2 separate regions of the Homo sapiens genome follow, and region 1 is linked to region 2. Evidence: read pairs that join two places in POLR2A ChIA-PET (ENCODE). Cell type or tissue: PC-9. All regions are shown on one strand. Links, peaks and the distances in the headings refer to the core of each region. The heading gives the core; the rest is flanking DNA.

What was found. ChIA-PET counts read pairs that join two places held together with the same protein. Peaks named below come from ENCODE experiments on the same cell type or tissue, not always from the same donor. Only the 100,000 strongest peaks of a DNase experiment are listed, where the experiment ranks them.
Region 1: POLR2A ChIA-PET joins it to region 2 with 5 read pairs; 5 of 35 experiments call an interaction of 5 or more read pairs at or near these places.

Annotation. Positions count from the first base shown.
Region 1 is chr12:31,575,962-31,581,343 of GRCh38, reverse strand. The region is part of intron 1 of DENND5B (DENN domain containing 5B); the gene reads left to right. Among named protein-coding and RNA genes, the nearest start is that of DENND5B-AS1, 11 kb to the left of the region's middle. In PC-9, for the core only: no CTCF peak of the experiment used is centred there; no DNase peak of the experiment used is centred there.
Region 2 is chr12:31,314,420-31,319,801 of GRCh38, reverse strand. All of the region lies in intron 1 of SINHCAF (SIN3-HDAC complex associated factor), which reads left to right. Among named protein-coding and RNA genes, the nearest start is that of FLJ13224, 7.2 kb to the left of the region's middle. In PC-9, for the core only: no CTCF peak of the experiment used is centred there; no DNase peak of the experiment used is centred there; H3K4me3 peaks cover 681 bases; H3K27ac peaks cover 2,054 bases.

The sequences.
Region 1 (5,382 bases), core at 77-5,076, 260 kb before region 2:
CATGGACTTTTAAGGACCCAGGGGTTCCTGTTTGAAATTACTGTACTAATCTCTAGATTATTACTGTAGTATGGATGATACTGCCAGTTCCCAAATATAGTCATTGAGATCTTAGAATAATTTTTTTCTACTTAAAATTCTCTAATAACTTCCTTTGTATTTAGAATAAGATTCAAACTTTTAGGTATTTGTTTATAACAAATAAATATTACATTTATTTGTTTATTTATAACAAGAGTGAGACAGGGTCTTGCTCTGTTGTCCAGGCTGGAGTGCAATACTTCAATCACAGCTCACTGCAGCCTCAACCTCCTAGGCTCAAGTGATCCTCCTACCTCAGCCTCCCAAGTAGCTTGGACTGTAGGTGTGCACCACTATGCCTGACTGATTAAAAAAATTTTTTTTGTAGAGATGGGGTCTGTGTTGCCCAGGGTGGTCTTGAACTCCTGGGCTCAAGGGATCCGCCCATCTTGGCCTCTCAAAGTGCTGGGATTACAGGGGTGAGCCACTATGCCTGGCCTATGTGTGGATTTTAAAAACTCTAAAATGGACCAGGCGCGGTGGCTTAGCCCTATAATCCCAGCACTTTGGGTGGCCGAGACGGGTGGATCACTTGAAGTCAGGAGTTTGTGAGCATGCTCACCAACATGGCGGAACTCTGTCTCTACTAGAAATACAAAAATTAGCTGGGCGTGGTGGTGTTTGCCTGTAATCCCAGCTACTCGGGAGGCTGAGGCACGAGAATCGCTTGAACCCAGGATGTCAAGGTTGCAGTGAGCTGAGATTGCGCTGCTGCACTCCAGCCTGGTTAACAGAGTGAGACCCTGTCTCAAAAATTAAAAATAAAATAAAATAAATAAAAACAGTAAAATGGAAGCTAGAGTTTTCTTAAAAATGAGAAGCTTGAGATTGATGAAAAAGCAAGATAATGGATAAATGATTTCTAAAAAAAGGTATCTAACAGCTTTGTGAAGGGCTAATAAAATTTCTTTCAACTATAAAATGTATTAGCCTATTCCTTTCCTCTTCAAATAAGATACGGTAAATAAAATTAACCATTTTTACCAGGTATATGCAAGCAAGCATGCAGGTACCAACAAGGCTTTGATTTTTTTTTAAGCAAACATGTCTTATTTATTTATAAACTAGTGCCAAGTGATGAGCATGTAAATGATGGGCAGTATTTATGAAATTTCAGAAAGTGGTTGTACTAAAGAGCACTTGTAGCTTCAGTTGTGGTTTTAAAGGAATATCTTAGGAAACTGCATTTACAGATTTGTTCTTCATGGCACCTACATCAGCTTTGGGCACAGTCAGTCAGTACAGTTCTCTTTGTTTCAATAAAGTTTAATCCTATATATATATTTTTTTATATATATTTTTTTCTGTTTATACTCTCCTATTGTGCTTTACAATGCACTGTTCTACCTAAGGCTTGACTTTTTAAGATGGCACCATGTAAGGTCCTCTTGGCCAGAGATTCCAAAAATTTTTGATATGGGACTGTCTTTCCCCATTACTCTTCTCTCTTCTCTCTTCTCTCCTCCCTCCCTCCCTCCCTCCTTCCTTCCTTCCTCCCTTCCTCCCTCTCTCCCTTCCCTCCCCTCCCCTCCCCTTCCCTCTTTCTCTCACTCTTTCTCTCTTTCTCCTTTTCTTTCTCAGAATCTCGCTGTGTCTCAAAAAAATAAATAAATAAATAAATAAACCCAGGCTAGAGTGCAGTGGCGCAATCTCGCCTCATTGCAGTATCTGCCTCCTGGGTTCAAGTGATTCTCCTGCCTCAGCCTCCCAAGTAGCTGGGACTACAGGCACTCGCCACCAAGCCTGGCTCATTTTTGTATTTTTAGTAGAGAAGGGGTTTCAGCTTGTTGGCCAGGCTGGCTTCAAACTCCTGGCTTCAGGTGATCACCCCCCTCGGCTACCCAAAGTGCTGGGATTACAGGCATGAGCCACTGCGCCTGGCCTCCATTACTTTTCAAACAAAATGCAGCGATGACTGGTTGAGTGTGAGGAGGTAAGAACTCAGAATTCTAGGAATGAAAGTATTAGTATTTTATCTGCTGCTGAGACAGCACATCCTGAGGATAGAAGAGGCCGCAAGATTAGCTTTCTCAGATGTTCTGCACCTTTTCCAAGAATCTATGACTTTACTAACTTTATTTGAAATTAACTCTTGTAACTATTTTTACTAACATGGGTTTCTTGGGTTACCTTTTATTTTTCTGTTAGAAACTTGTGTATATCACTCATGCAGAAAGCTAATTTTGAAATAATGCTTTATTTAAATGACTTTCAAAGATATGTGCTAGCATTATTAAGTCAGAAGTAATCCCAGGAAGTCACCCTTATTCTATGATGCTATGAAAATAGCTAACATTTATGAGGCATGAACTGTGGTTGGTGATTTATAAACGCTAATTCTCACAATAACTTGAAAATATGACTTTTCTCATTTGATAGATGAGAAGGATGACATTCAGTGAGTTGCCCAAAGACAGGAAAGGCCATAGCTTGGATTCCATCCCAGGCTGTCTGGCTGCAAACTAGCCTTTTTTCCTACGCCCTGCTGCCCCTCTGAGTCCTTCAGACCAGCTGTCCTCAACTGCTGGGTGGTGACACATTAATGGGCCTACTGTTCATGAGCTAGGTCACAAGTAATTATTAACAGTAGTAGACATACTGAGGTTATGATATATATTTTAAAATAAGTGGAATGGATTCAAGGTCTTCCCTCTAATGATATTATTTTTATTCAGTTCCATTCCTGTATGCTTTTACTGGGTGGGAGAGAAAGGTGGCATTATATGCATCAAACCAGTAATTGTGCATAGCCCCATACATAATGGGAAATCTATTTTATGCTACTGGTAAGCTACCGTTACTGATGAGCTATGAATAGTTTCCACATATTAATAAAGCCTTTTAGGAATATCACTGCAGAAGTAGTCAGTCTGTTTGCTTTACTTTCCTCTAGAAAACTATTTTGTGCATTATCTGAGGACACCCATGGGAGTGTGTGTCTCAACACTTTTGCTGATCTGGATTGTTTCTAGATACTTTTCTCAATTATACAATGTGACAGTGTTTTGGAAAGAGTATTTATAAATTACAATAAAAAATGATCCAAAAGGTGATCTGAGCTAAAGACGAACAAACAAAAATGTGATGGAGTTAATAATGTTAGGGTTGTAGTTTTTTTTTTTTTTTTTTTTTTTTTGAGACAGCGTCCCACTTTGTCCCCCAGGCTGGAGTGCAGTGGCATGATCTTGGCTCACTTCAGTCTCCACTTTCTGGGCTTACGCAGTACTCCTGCCTCAGTCCCCCAAATAGCTGGGACTATAGGTGTGTGTGCTACCACGCCTGGCTAATTTTTGTATTTTTTGTAGAGATGGGGTTTCACTATGTTGCCGAAGCTGGTCTCGAACTCCAGAGCTCAAGCTATCAGTCTGCCTCGGCCTCCTAAAGTGCTTAGGTTTACAGGCGTGAGCCACTGCACTGGACCCTGTAGAATTTTTTCATTCAGTTCTGCTGTGAAGACTGAAGTGCTGAATCCTTAAATATAGTTTGTGGACCTCTAGATTTTAAACTGTGAAACCCAGTTTAAAGATTTTTTTTTTTTTTTTTTTTTTTTTTGAGACAGAGTCTCGTTCTGTCGCCCAGGCTGGAGTACAGTGGCGCAATCTCAGCTCACTGCAAGCTCTGCCTCCCAGGTTCACGCCGTTCTCCTGTCTCAGCCTCCTGAGTAGCTGGGACTACAGGCGCCCGCCACCACGCCTGGCTAATTTTTTGTATTTTTTAGTAGAGACGGGGTTTCACCATGTTAGCCAGGAAGGTCTCGATCTCCTGACCTCGTGATCTGCCTGCCTCGGCCTCCCAAAGTGCTGGGATTACAGGCGTGAGCCACCGTGCCCGGCCTAAAGATATTTTTAAGTTTAAATATTTTTAAGTTTAAATCTATTTTTATAGATTCCCAGAGACCTTCTGATGAAAATCCACTTAATTTTGCTTAATTTTTTCCTGTCCATGCCTGGAGAATCCAGGTTTCTGCTTTGTAGACTATATTTTCTTGCCCCTCCCTTCTCTTCCTCTTTTCTAGTACAACATACTCTGTCATTTATTTAAACAGGAAATTATCCTATAGTTTGAGAAAACATCAATGTAGAAGTGATAATGTAAATTAAGTAAATTTCTGATCATCTTAATTCCTCAGTACAGCTTGACACAAGATTGCTCATAGACCAGGCTTTTGTACTTTTTTTCTCTAATCCCTTCTTCAAAGATCACCCTTATTTTCACCTTGGTCCTCATGATGCCACCTCTTATTGCTCTTTTGGTTGTCCCTTTTTGAGAAAAACCTGTAGAAGAAGAAATATTCTTTTGACAAAAAAGTTCTTGTATCATTATGTAAAACCTCATAGTGAAAAAGCTCGCTCTTTTTTTTTTTAGAAATAAGGTCTCACTCTGCTGCCCAGGCTGGAGTGCAGTGGTGTGATCATAGCTCACTGCAGGCTTGATCTCCCAAACTCCTGGGCTCAAGTGATCCTCCTGCCTCAACCTCCTGAGAAGCTGAGACCACGGCTGTGCGCCACCATGACCAGCTAATTAAAAAAAACATTTTTTTTTTGTAGAGATGGGTTCTTGCTTTATTGCTCAAGCTGGTCTCGAACTCCTGACTTCAAGTAATCCTCCCTCCTCATCCTACAAAAGTGCTGGGATTATAGGTGTGAGCCACCACGCCTGACCTGAAAAAACTCTTGGAAATGTCTGTCTGAATCTTCCATTTACCTTCATTTCTAGCAGAAACTGGGAAATTTCTTTTTTTCTTTTTTCTTTTCTTTCTCTCTTTTCTCTGTCTCTTTCTTATCTTTCATTATTATTACTTTTTTTTGAGATGGTGTGTTGCTCTGTCTCCCAGGCTGGAGTGCAGTGGCATGATCACGGCTCACTGCAACACACTCTGTCTCCCGGGTTCAAGCGATTCTGATGCCTCAGCCTCCCGATTAGCTGGGATTACAGGCGTCTGCCACTACGCTTGGCTAATTTTTGTATTTTTTAGTAGAGACAGAGTTTCACCATGTTGGCCAGACTGGTCTGGAACTCCTGACCTCAAATGATCCACTCACCTTGGCCTCTTAAAATGCTGGGATTACAGGTGTGAGCCCCTGTGCGCGCGGCCTCATTCTTCTTTTTTTTTTTTTTTTTGGAGACAGAGCCTTGCTCTGTCACACGGGCTGGAGTGCAGTGGCACAGTCATAGCTCACTGTAACCTCAACCTCCCTGGCTCAAGCAGTCCTTCCACTTCAGCCTCTTGAGTAGCTGGGACTACAGGCATGTGCCACCATGCCTGGTTAACTTTTTTCTTTCTTTCTTTCTGTTTTTTGA
Region 2 (5,382 bases), core at 292-5,291:
TATCCTAGAGCTAAGGGGAGAGATTGGACCAGGGAATGAATAATAGGTATTACCAATAAGGTTGGTTAGTAACTTCCTGCGAGTGGATTGCCCAAAGACAGAAAGCAAAATGATACCTGAAATGTAAGAGGAAAAAAAGAGAGAAAGAAGAAAGATTGGTGAGTAAAAAGAATTGTCAGAGCTGAGTGCATACCTTGTGCCGATCTTTGTGTTGATGTTGTGTTGATGCTTTACAGATACTATTCAGGAGATTTGGATTTGTCATTATTATTTTGAGACTGAGCTTTGCTCTTGTTGCCTAAACTGGAGTTCAGTGGTGCGATCTTGGCTCACTGCAACCTCTGCCTCTGGGTTCAGGCAATTCTCCTGCCTCAGCCTCCTGAGTAGCTGGGATTACAGGCGCACGCCACCAGGCTGGGCTAATTTTTTGTATTTTTAGTAGAAACGGTGTTTCACCATGTTAGCCAGACTGGTCTCGAACTCCTGACCAGGTGATCCACCTGCCTCTGCCTCCCATAGTGCTGGGATTACAGGCGTGAGCCACTGTGCCCGGCCTGTCATTATTTTATAGATGAGGAAACAGGATTAGTGAGGTTAAGGAACTTTCCTGAGGTTTGGGTCAAATCAGGTGTGTATACTATCATGTATCCATTTTCTTAACATTTTTCTCAAGTTTGAAAATGGGAGAACAGCTTCATAGAGGAGTATATGGGGCTTTTCATGACCTTAAAGTCTCCCTGAAAAGGCTAAGTTCCTCTTTTCCCACAGACCTGGGCTTAAAAGAAAATCTTTAGTAATCAGAATTTTACCTTCAGTTAAATTTGTTGTATATATCTTGGGATAGATAGCATTTATTTTTCTGTAATGTGCAACTCTTATAAATTCAAGGAAATAAACAGAATTTCCCAATGTTACAGAAGGGCAAATAAAATTAGGAGTGACTTCCTATTTAGTTGTAAAGACAGAAGCAGAAATATACTCCAAATTGACTCATTGCAGACCCAAGTATGGTTATATTTTCTAACTCATAATCATCCATTAAAAGCAAATAAATATTCTTTCTGACACTTTCAGTTTTTTTTTTCATGTACTGGAATTCCTCTTAATCTAGAATTGGGAGACCTAGTTTTGTTTCTCTTTTTTTTTTTTTCGCTCTACCAAAATTGGAGGGGCCTGGTGTTTTACACTATCTAAAGCCCAGAGACTTGAATTTGTAATTTTATTTTTAACCTATGCCATTTCAGTTGAAGACTTGTTTATTTCTGAGTTTGACCTCTTTCCTATATAGGATGAGTTTTAGGCTCTTCTGCCAAGTGTGGATTCCATAGACAGCCACAGTTATAAATGCTTTACCATATAATTTCTCAGAGACAGGGCACATGTTTGAAGAGGCTGTTGGCAAACAAGTGGGGTCTGCTACCCCTTTCTCAGTTTTATTCTAGACAGATTTACATTTATCCCTTAAAGTTAGCTAAATTCAGGAATTTTGCTGAGATGTAGGCTGCTATCTAGAAGCAGGTAAGAGGAAATAATGTCTTACTGCTCCATGGGTTTCCTTAACTGCAGATGAAACATGTCTCATTATTGGGGAATACTGCAGCCAAATAGCCTAGCCGCGGGAGAATACAAAGCATTTAGTCCTGTTGACCGTTTGTGAAAAGTGTTGCTCCAGTTACACTGTTAGTGTTTACTGGATGCTGTACTTAAATGTGATTAATGATAGCATATGATTGACTAAAATGGTGTCAGTGGTGGCATTACCAATTACAGGAACTCAAGTATCCCCACAGTTTGTGATCGCGAGTATTTTTTCGTGTTATTTCTTTTCCTTTCCCATCATCATGATTTCTAGTTTGGCTCTAAAGAAATGCATCTCCTTCACTTCAAAGTTGTCTTTGGTTGCTTAGTTCTTTTTGTCTTTGTTCACTGCTGCTTCCTTCCCACTTTACAAATCTTTCGCTTGTCTCCTGTCTGCAGTTTCCTTCCCATTCTGCTCTGTGTGTATTTAGATCTTACCAGTCTATTTCGTAGTCTCTCCCATGGAGTGTATTTTCTAATTTGTATCTCTCCATCTGTATGTCTTTGAGGAAGTTTATTTAAGCTCTCTGTGCTTTTTTAGATTACTCTTAAGGTGTGTCTTGATAACCAAGGTTATTGGAGAGTGATGCTCTTGGTTAAAAAAAAAAAAGCAGGAGGTAGTAAAGTGAAAGTAAGCTTCTTTTATGCTTGTACTCCTCAGAGGCAACCACTATTTACTATTTTTAAGAACCAATTTAAAAAGAAGTTTGTGTAGTTACAGTCTCATTTTAAAAACATCCTGTGAGATTATACTGTATTACTACTGTTCAACTTGCTTTAAAGGTTGAAACAGCGTGCTGTGGTGTTTCAACCATAATTTAACCAGTCTGAAAATTCGTTGACATTTAAGTCACTTCAACTATCTTGTGTTTTTTTTTTGTTTTTAAAGACTTAGGCCAGTTGATTTTTAGAAAGAAAAAAATGATAATTAGAAGCTAGGGTTTTGGTTTATTGGAAACTTAAGGATAGTTTCATTTGGGAGGTTGTTCCCCTAATTTGTGCATATCAGAATTTCAGTTCCCAAGATGACTTGGACAGTTGTGAAGTTAACTGTTATTTACCACGTTTGACTATTGCTCTCAATTTTCTTCCATCTAGTCCACCCAGTGGTATTACTGAGTTTTGAAAGGTACTTTTGAATATTAAAAAACGCTTTACTTCTGAATATATAAAAAAGCCAGAAGAAGGAATCTAGAAAGTGGAATTGGGGAAGTTAGAGTAAATAATGATGTCCTTCAAAGCATGCATGCCAACTAAGGTGAACTTAACATATGTTAAATTCATCGTAATAAGAACCCTCTCCATATCCTTAAATGTGAGTTAACACCCTTATAAAGATTTAAAAAGACAAGAAAATAGTTGAATTAAATTCATCACCTTTTCTCTGTCTCCTATTCCATATTAAAAAGGGTACTAAAGCTCTAAAATTTGCATTTCAGTATTTTTCATTCTGTTTCCTGGTTGGAGCTTAAAATGAACAAGTATTTAGTATTGCTGAGATTTATAAGAGATAATCTTTAATCTTATTTATCAGAAAACTTTTCTTAAATAGCGTCTTTAATATAAACTATCGCTGTGAAACTCTTTTTCTTTCCTATGTATATTATTATATTCAGTAAACTTATGTGTTTAATTAGATGTAAAATTAGACGTTATTCTTGATCTTTGGCTTCCCAATTTCATTAGATGGGATTAGAATTGTCCCTTTTGTGTCTTTGATATATTGTGGTTATCTCATCCCTTTCTTGACTCATCAGCACCAAGGTTAGATTCATTAAGTTAGATTCATTAAGATCATTAAATTTATATGAAACCCACAGCTTTAAAGTAGAAGAAAACCCTACAAATCAGCCAAAACAGATGTTTAGAATTGATTGTTGTGTTTTAAAACTTTATTTTTTTGTTTATATATATTGTCCATATAATTAGTTATCTTTTTAAATTGCTTTTGCTGACTTAGCTATTACCTTTAATCTTTTTTAACTTTGGGATATTCAGTTTATTTGGTCAGAGCTATAATTATGGCATGGTTTTTTTTTTATTTTTTATTTTTGAGATGAATTTTTGCTCTTGTCCCCAAGGCTGGAGTGCAGTGGCACAATCTCGGCTCACTGCATACTCTGCCTCCCGGGTTCAAGCAATTCTGCTGCCTCAGCCTCCTGAGTAGCTGAGATTTACAGGCGTCTGCCACTACTACGCCTGGCAAATTTTTTTATATTTAGTAGAGACAGGGTTGCGTCATGTTGGTCAGGCTGGTCTCAAACTCCTGACCTCAGGTGATCCACCCACCTTGGCATCCCAAAGTGCTGGGATTATAGGCTTGAGCCACCACGCCCGGCCATGGTTGATTGTTTTTAACTGTTACAGTATTAAAACAATTTTTGGGTTTTTGGCTAATAGTAGTCAAAGAAAGAATGCCAGTGAAAGTGCTTTATAAAATGTAAAGTGCTATACAAATGACAACTTAAAATTTAAGCAACACATTTATTACACCTGTGAAAGCAAATAAAAGAAAAAACTGATCAACACAGTCCTCCTCTAAATTTCTTTCTGGCCCAGGAATGTGTGTATATTGCAAAAACAGCTATGTCAGAGATAAGCGTTACAAACTCCCATAAATAGGCATGTTTTAACTGTAACCTTTCAAATCCTGAGGAACTTCTCAAAATGTTTGTCCTATTTGAAGAAACTTCAGACAGCATACTGTAGACAGATAGATGATGATAGATGGTGTCAGAAGAAAAGATAAAACTGGTCCAAGATGGCTGCAGTTTGGACATATGCATAATTAAACCACTGCCTACAAACTAAAGCTGACCCCTTGGGTTTGTAACTGGAGTTTGTTAAATATTTTACTGACAGATACTGGTTGTAAACTTGTTTATCAGATACAGAACAAAGGCAGGATGGAATCAATCATCCTTCCACCAGACCCTAAGGTGCCTACACAATTATTAACTTTTCTCTTCTACCCACTCAACCACATATTTACTTGACTTTAGGCATAACATCACTGAATATGAACCAAATTCTCAACTATTGCTTCACCATACCGCACATATTTTCCTGTTTAAAAAATATATAAAGACTGTGCCTCATGCAGTCTACTTCAGAGCACAGGTAATAAGCTACTGGAACTTGTGCTTCCTGGGTGCGCATCCTCAAGCTTTGTGTTTGCAAGCAGCACATTCAGATTCAGAACACCTCCTGACTTAGTCAATCTAATGAGAAGGTATTAAAAATTATGGAGAACAAATCCTCTAAATCGACTAAATCCCCTGCAACTGCAGAACATCTGATTCCACCTTTAGAAACCCCAGCTGGGTTAATATACAGTACTTGGGGTGCCTCATTGTGTAATTACTTAAACAAATGGACCAGGATGACTGAAGAATGACTCCACATCACAATGGCCTAAATGCAGATCCTTTGATATATGCAGACCAGGATGGAAGGTGCTAGTGCAAAAATTAAGCAACCAGAATGGGGAAACTACTTCCAGTGGTATCTTGAAAGTAGCAAAAGTGGGTAGGATGATCTTTCTTCCTTATAGAATGCTGATAAACAACTTAGAGGTGTTAACAGATAGCTCTCAAATATACTCTCCTATTAAAAAAAAAAAATCTTCAGAAGTACCTCTCTTTGGGCCTCCTTCACCACCTACACCTTCACTCTATCTTCATCTTTCTTTTTTTTTTGAGACGGAGTCTCGCTCTGTTGCCCAGGCTGGAGTGCAATGGCGCGATCTCGGCTCACTGCAAACTCCGCCTCCCGGGTTCGCGCCATTCTTCTGCCTCAGCCTTC